Linked DNA regions of Homo sapiens: region 1 is linked to region 2. A link is an interaction called in ENCODE POLR2A ChIA-PET data of the cell type or tissue named here. Cell type or tissue: PC-9. All regions are shown on one strand. Region 1 has its middle 38 kb from the start of CALML5. Region 2 overlaps ANKRD16 (ankyrin repeat domain 16).

Region 1 (4,000 bases), 410 kb after region 2:
GGAGAAGAGGCGAGGGCGGTAGGAGATGAGGAGAGTGTGCTGGTACCCAAGAGCGGAGGAGGTGTTCCAGGTGCTGCCGAGGTTGAATCTGATGAATTACTCCTGGAAGCTGCCGGCTGCTGGAGATGGGAGCTGGGGTTGAGGGTGGCTTAGAGGAAGGTGGGGGTGGGGGTGGCCTAGAGAAAGCTGGGGAGTCAGCGTGCAAAGGGAGCAGGGACGTCTGGGCACGAGTGCAGTTGTGTGAGCTGATGATGGAGGGGGAAGGGGTGCAGGTTTAGGAGGCCGACCCTGGATACTGGTACTTGGGGGAGAATCGGAGGTGGGGAGCATGCATGGTAAAGAGCTGCTTTGCCCTGGGAGGGCACCACTGAGCCCAGCATTTAGAGCATGGCCTGGGAGTTTGGGGTAGGGTAGAATGGGGCAGGGGGACCACATCTCAGGCTGGAGGGAGGGCAGGCTGGACGGGAGAGGAAAAGCCGGTGCCTGGTGGGACAAGGTGAAGGAGGGAAGGAAGAACAACAAATACAGGGGCACTCAGATGCATTTAATCTCAGCTTTGCCACAAGCCAGCTGCCTGATCTTGGGCAATTCACTTGATGTTTGTAGATTTCAGGTTCCTCAGCTGGCAAAGGGGATCAGACTAAGTGATCCATGTGGGTTTCCAGGTCTAACTTGATAGATCTGTCCCTGCTTGTCCTGCCCAGTGAAAGAGGAAAACAAAAGGCTATCCCACCCGCCCCCAGCAGCAGCTGTTGAGCAATGTCGATTCTATGGGAGATTATCAGATTCCTCTGAATCTAGCTAATTTTGCCTTACTTTCCAGTCTACTCAACAGCAAACATTTCCAGGTATTGTAACGCTATCTCCTTTCTTAGAAGACGGTAATGCAGCTAGTGCACTGGCCGTTGGTGAAATTCTCAGGGCCAGGCTGGGTGGATTGCTTCCTGGGGGGCCGAGGAGCTTCCTCAGTGTCTTCTCATTGCCTCAGCTCACACGGAGTGTGGCAGCCACGTTTGTGTGGCAGAGAAAAAGGTGTTGGCAAAGGAAACAAATCATGGTAGAGAGATACAAGGAGGAGAGGAGAGGGAGGAAAGGGGCTGTATTAATGAAGCCAGAATCCAGATTAGCCTAATATGACTGCCAAGTTGTAATGGAGAGAACAGCAAGTGTGAAATTCAGGCAAAAGGTCTGCGTTTCTGTGAGACAGTAGATAGCAAATGCAGTATTTTGAAAAGCAAAGGCTGAGGGTTTGGCGAGAGTTAAGAGGCTGAGGAGCTGGAAGCATTATAGATAACTGGAATTCCACAAGTTCTTTTCTTCCTTTTCGTTTTTTAAAGCGGTGGTTTCTTCGCGTGTCGCCCAGGCTTAGTGTAGTGCTAGTCACAGGCAGGGTCATGGCTCACTGCAGCCTCAAACTCCTGGGCTCAAGCGATCCTCCCATCTCAAGTCTCCCGAGTAGCTGGGGCTACATGTGCCACCACACTTTCTTTTTAACTTCTGCTTTTTTAGTAAAGAATCTCCAATATACACACAAATGTGTGTAAAGAGTATGATGAATTTCCTGTGTGTCTGATCCAGCTTCAGTGATTCCCAACTTATGGCCAATCTTGTTTCATTTTTGTCCCAACCATTCTCCTGCCTCGTAATTTCAAAGAAAATCCCAATTGTCGTTCAATTTTACCCATAAACATTTCAGTAAATGCCTCTATGACTCTGATCACAGTGCTATTGTTAAACACGAAAATCTAACAGTAACTGCTTGACTTTAAACATACACTCAGTGCTGGATATTTTCTTATTTAAAAAGTTTGATTTAGCTCTAAATGAGGGCGATGCATTGCAATTGTCTCTTAGGTCATAGATTCCCCTCCATCTCTCCTTTTTCTGGTTTCTATTTCATTGAAGAAATTCTACTTGTCTTAGTTTCCTGGAGATCAGATTCATGTGTGACCTTGGCAGGCCTTAGCTGGGATGCGGGTCCCTCGGGAGTTAGTGGCTTGTGTGTTCTGTGCCTTTGATGATCCTTCAATGCATCAGGGCTATGAGATGGCGACACTACCATTCCTTCATTTATTAGCTGGGCTGCTGCTCCACAGACAATCTCCCCTTTGTTAGCTATTTGGTTGCTCTGATAGTCTGCAGATGAAATAGGAGGATAAATGCCTGATTCTTTTCCTTTATTTACAGTTTTCAAAGCCCTACATTCGTTCCCTGAGATACTCCAAAGGAAATCAAAGTTTTTATTTTGTGAAGAATCATTATGTAGCTATGGGCTTAAATGTGTCTGATGTTTCAATCCATGGTAGTTATTATCCTAATGAGCTCTAATTGTCTCAAGCACTTTTAAATTAATGCCCCACTCGTCATGAGACACCTGTGCGTCTCTGTACAGGACCGTGTCATTCCAGGCTTAGGAAAGGCACCTGCTTTCACTCAAGTCTGCATCCATCCGTCTCACAAGCAGCCCACCTTCTAAGAAAACAGGCACATTTCTTGACTGAACAGGTCTTAGAAGAGAGAAGTATTCTGAAGCTAAGGCTATGTGGTATCAGATTGAAAGTACTTTACAAAAGCATACTTGATACTTTTATATTATCCCAAAGAAACATATTCAGCACGGTCGAATGTGTCACAAGTGTGACTTAGCAGACCAGCGAGAAGTGTGAAAGGTTGATGTTTTTGACTCTTCTTTATATAACAAACGTGATGTCAGTGCACGGAGAACCCACAGGAACAAAGTGAATCCGTGTTCCCCGGCAGGTTCCCTGGAGTCCTGTCAGGACAGACAAGAGGATCTCAACTTGGCATCCACAGGGTGGTCTGGGGAATATCCCTGAAGTTCCAAAGTCATGTGGATGTGGATGTACATACATTTTCCTGGGGAGAGGGTCCTGGCTGTCATTAGAACCTCAAATATGCATGCTGTAAGCGTAAGTACCACTGGACTCGAATAACCGTCCCTCCGGGAGAAGTCTTTGGTCTTGCAGTTGGTCCTGGGGATTGCTGAGTGCAGACAAAATGAAAACTTCTCTGGGTCTAGGGAGATTTATTCTTGAGGACATTCCTCGCACCGGAGTTAGATTCCGTGGACAAAGGGGTATTACTCTTTCATCAGTGTTCTCTCATGCCAATTTTAGAAAGCCCATTTGGGCTGGGCACAATGGCTCATGCCTGTAATCTCAGCACTTTGGGAGGCAGAGGTGGGCTTATCACCTAAGGTCAGGAGTTCAAGACCAGCCTGGCCAACATGGTGAAACCCTGTCTCTACTGAAAATACAAAATTACCCAGGCGTGGTGGCACGTGTCTGTAATTTCAGCTACTTGGGAGGCTGAGGCAGGAGCATCAGTTGAACCCAGGAGGCAGAGGTTGCAGTGAGCTGAGTTTGCGCCATTGCACTGCAGCCTGGTAAACAAAAGCAAAACTCCATCTCAAAAAAAAAAAAAAAAGAAGAAAAAAGCCCATTTGAAGGCTGAGATATCATCTACTTTGAACCCCTAGGACTCCTAAGTGTATACTTCTTAGCCAGTTTCAGCTCTAGCGACAGGCAGGAATTTCAAGTGAGGAATATGATGAAGGCAAACTGTAACATTGCCACTTTAGGTCTTTCTGCCTCTGTCATCAACATTTACAGATGGGGGCCTTAACTAGGCATTTTCTGATGCTTGTAAAATTAATTACTAGCATTATAGCCATATATATTTGAAACAAATATCATGCTGTCTGCATACTGAGAAAAGCATTAAATACAAAGTAGACCCAGCTACCACAAAAGTCGCTGAACACATCTGATGGGTCAGTTGTGTCCTGATAGATCCCAGGGTGATTTACCTGTGATCCACGGATGGCTAATAAGATGACCTGGTTTCCCTTACCACTGTGCATACACACATCCTGAGACGGACCATGAAGTTTAAGAAGATTTTCAGGGCAGAGACTATTCTTTGCTGAAAATATGTAAGCACACCCACTGGAGAAAGGTAAAAAGGCAGGGAAATTAGA
Region 2 (4,000 bases):
ACAGGTGAACCAGGTCTCTTGTTACTCTTCCTACTCTGGAAGGCCCAAAGCATCCTGAAGGGGAGTGACACCCTGGGGGTAATTGAAACAACATTTTAAAAATAGCAATGGCCAGGCACGTGGCTCACGCCTGTAATCCCAACACTTTGGGAGGCCAAGGCGGGCAGATGGCTTGAGACCAGCCTGGACAACATGGTGAGACCCTGCCTCTACAAAAAATACAAAAAATTAGCTGGGCGTGGTGTGCCTGTAGTCCCAGCTACCAAGGAAGCTGAGGTGGGAGAATTCCTTGAGCCCAGGAGGTCAAGGCTGCAGTGAGCTATGATTGCACTTTTGTATTCCAGCCTGGGTGACAGAGCAAAACCCTGTTTCAAAAAAAAAAAAAAAAAGCAGTAGGGAGGGAATGAGGACTGGCTGGTGCCCGGGCAGAGTCGCAGGGAAGAGAGGCCAAGAGCCAACGCTGACCTCACTGTGCGGGTGCACTGGGGGCCCCTGCGAAGCTGACCTCACTGCGCAGGTGCACTGGGGGCCTCCGTGAAGGGGTCGGTGAGGAGCTGGACAAAGATCAGAGCAGGTTTGAGAGAGAATGGGAAGGCAGAACCTGGAGCTTGCAAATGAAGCAGTGGAGAGGGATGTGGATCGATGTTTTGGTTTTTTTAATGGAGCAGATTACAGTTTACAGATTGCTGAGAGAATGGTCCAACAGAAAGTGAGGAGGAGGAATGAGTCTAATGTCTGTACGAAGCAACTAGAGTCTTGTTAAAATGCAGATTCCTTCAAACCTAGGGATCCTGAAAAAAAGAAAAATGCAGATTCTCAGAGGGAGAGAGTCCAGGGGTGCGGGGGCCAGTCAAAAAAACTACCTACTGGATACCATGCTAAGTGATGCGATCCTTACTGCAGACCTCAGCATCACGCGATATACCCAGGTAACAAACCTGCACATGTACCCCCTGTATTTAAAATAAAAGTTGAAATTAGAAACTATTAAAGATGCAGATTCCCACCCACCCACCCCTCCCCCCAGCAACCCCCAGCTGCTTCCAGCTAGTTCCCAGGGGCGGCCATAGCTGCTGCATTGAGTAGCTTCTTGTGCATGAGGAGAAATACTCGCGTTCACCCTGCCGGTTCCTCCCCAGCCTCAAGAGGGAAAGCTGAGCAGAAGGGTGCTGAGCAGGAGCTGGGGCCCTTGGTGCTGGGAAACACCAAGCTGTCTTCTAGGTGCTTCGACTTCTCAGTGAAATAGGAAAGCAGGTGATCAGCTGAGAGTGAGGATGTGGTATGGGAGGTCTGACGAGTTAGGGAAGGGTGAAATAGTCCATTAGGGGAGCAAAGGCCTGGGCAGTGCTTCTCAGGCCCCCACCTTGCTGGACACAGGTGGCTGGGCAGCCCCAGAGAGCTGGGCCTGTAGGTCCAGGGTGGACTCTAGGAATTTGCATTTCCTTTGTTCTTTTCCTTTTTGTAATGGTTTTACTGAGGTATAATTGGTACACAAAGCTGCACATCCTTGATATATACAGTTTGATTAATTCAGACATATTTGTGCTCCCAGGAAACTATCACCACGGCCAAGGCAATAAACACATCCCTCGCCTCCAAAAGCAGGGTATCTAATCTTTTGTCTCCCTTGGGCCACATTGGAAGAAGAATGATTGTCTTGGGCCACACATAAACTACACTATCACTAAAGATAGCTGATGAGCTTTAAAAAAAAAAATCGCAAAACATCTCAATGTTTTAAGAAAATTTACAAATTTGTGTTGGGCCACATTCAAAGCCACCTGGGCCACAGGTTGGACAAACTTGTCCAAAAGTTTCTTCCCGCACCTTTGCTTTCTTTGTCTTTTTGTGGTATTGTGTCCAGAATTTATTCCTTCTGGTGGGTTCTTGGTCTTGCTGACTTCAAGAATGAAGCCACAGACCTTGCGGTGAGTGTTATGATCTTAAAGATGGTACATTCAGAGTTGTTTGTTCCTCCTGGTGGGTTCGTGGTCTTGCTGACTTAAGGAATGAAGCCGCAGACCCTCGCAGTGAATGTTACAGCTCTTAAGGGTGGCGTGGGCCCAAAGAGTGAGTAGCAGCAAGATTTGTTATGAAGAGCAAAAGAACAAAGCTTCCACAGCGTGGAAGGGGACCCGAGTGGGTTGCCGCTGCTGGCTGGGGGTGGCCAGCTTTTATTCCCTTACTTGTCCCCACCCACATCCTGCTGATTGGTCCATTTTACAGAGTGCTGATTGGTGTGTTTACAATCCTTTAGCTAGACACAGAGCGCTGATTGGTGCATTTTTATAGAGTGCTGATTGGTGCATTTACAGTCCTTTAGCTAGACAGAAAAGTTCTCCAAGTCCCCACTTGATCCAGGAAATCCAGCTGGCTTCACCTCTCAACCCACCCTCTAAACGGAACACCCCAACTGCTACTGGGAATTGGGTGATGACCATTCTAGCTACTTCCTGCTGGATAGGGGCAAAGAAGGGTCCCTGCAGTTGTAGTGTCCTCTAGAGGGGAACTCTTTAGGCCAGTCAAAGGGCCAGCAGTTTGGTCCAGGGGTCCTCAGTAGAAGTTAGTTGAGCTCATTTGGGGTTCCATTTGTAAGACCATCTGTAGCTTGATGGCCTCGATCCTAGAGGAAACAAATTTGACAAAGAGGTTAAAAATACAGGGCCCAAAGGTGAGTAATAGCAAGATGGATGTCACGGGACCTAGAAAGGGGAGAAGTCATGTCACCCAACTCCAGAGGTTGGTATAAGAGTTTGAAAGGCGTTGTCTGATTTCAGAAGCCTTTTCCTGTAAACGCCAGGCGGCATCTCGTACTATCCCTGCCTGGTTAGTGTAAAAGCAACACTCTTCCCCTAAGAAGGTGCAAAGTCCTCCTTTCTCAGCAGTGAGGAGGTCCAAGCCTCGGCAGTTTTGGAGAGTCGCTGCTGCCAAAGAGTCTATTTGGGATCGTAGTTACTATCCTTACTGGATAGATTTTGTTATTTCTTGCAAGCTGTCTGAGAAATCCTTTGAGAGTGTGTGGTAGTAGGATAATGAAGTAGATAAACTGGCTATTCCGGTTCCTGTAGCAGTGGCCATTCCTAACCCTATAAGTAGGGGTATTAGTGGATGGCTCTGCACTGATGGACTTGAGCTTTGAGGGGCGCTGATAGGGTCTGATTTCCATAAGATTAGAGGTTAGGATAATACATGTTACACTGTTAAATTTTAGCAAACTTTACTTTTGTTGAAAACCTTATAAGTTTGGGATTTTAATTTTTCTTTGCTATTAATAAAACCTCGTTCAGTCCATATTATCTTAGAAATGGTATAGATGGCTTCTTCCTGATTCTGTAAGTACTTTAAAGTTTGGCTGAGTGCCAATAGCTCGCAGGTTTGAGCAGACCAATTATTAGGCAATTTTCCTAACTCTGTTTCTTCAAGAGTTTCCTTATCACTTACTGAATACCCATTGTGTCTTTTTTCCTTAATCTCCGGGGAGGAACCATCTATGGTCCTGTCCTGAAGGAGTTCCTCCTAGGTCTGGTTGGACCTTTGTATGGTAATTAGTTAAGAGTTAGATCCCCTGTTAGGAAACCTGCTGGGTTAAGGATTTTTGATAGGAAGGCTATGGGTTGTCAGTGGCCTCAGTACTTTCAGGCTACGCCCTTGCTTACACTGATAACAAGGTGGTATTGGAGTGTTATAGGGTAACAGAGAAGACCTTCAATTATCAATTATAGGTTTTAAATTTACCCTGGCTTTTAAAGGAATAGGGTACACTGTTTTTTCTTTACTATTTCCATCTCTCTTTCTTTCTCTTTGACTTCTTCTTTGTCTTTCTCTCTCCTTCTGACTCCCTCTTTGTCTCTCCCTCTCTTTCTTTGACTTTCTGTTTCTCTCTCTCTGACTCTTCTTTGTCTGTCTCTTCCTCTCTCTCCTTCTCTCTTTGACTTTCAGCCTCTCTGTCTCTTCCTCTCTCTGTCTCCCTCTTTGACTCCTTTGTCTCTGTCTCTTCCTC

The links. Peaks named below come from ENCODE experiments on the same cell type or tissue, not always from the same donor. Only the 100,000 strongest peaks of a DNase experiment are listed, where the experiment ranks them.
Region 1: POLR2A ChIA-PET joins it to region 2 with 9 read pairs; 2 of 35 experiments call an interaction of 5 or more read pairs at or near these places.

Annotation. Positions count from the first base shown.
Region 1 is chr10:5,459,430-5,463,429 of GRCh38, reverse strand. No RefSeq gene overlaps it. Among named protein-coding and RNA genes, the nearest start is that of CALML5, 38 kb to the left of the region's middle. In PC-9, no CTCF peak of the experiment used is centred here; no DNase peak of the experiment used is centred here.
Region 2 is chr10:5,866,794-5,870,793 of GRCh38, reverse strand. All of the region lies in intron 7 of ANKRD16 (ankyrin repeat domain 16), which reads left to right. Among named protein-coding and RNA genes, the nearest start is that of TRV-TAC3-1, 15 kb to the right of the region's middle. In PC-9, no CTCF peak of the experiment used is centred here; no DNase peak of the experiment used is centred here; H3K27ac peaks cover 365 bases.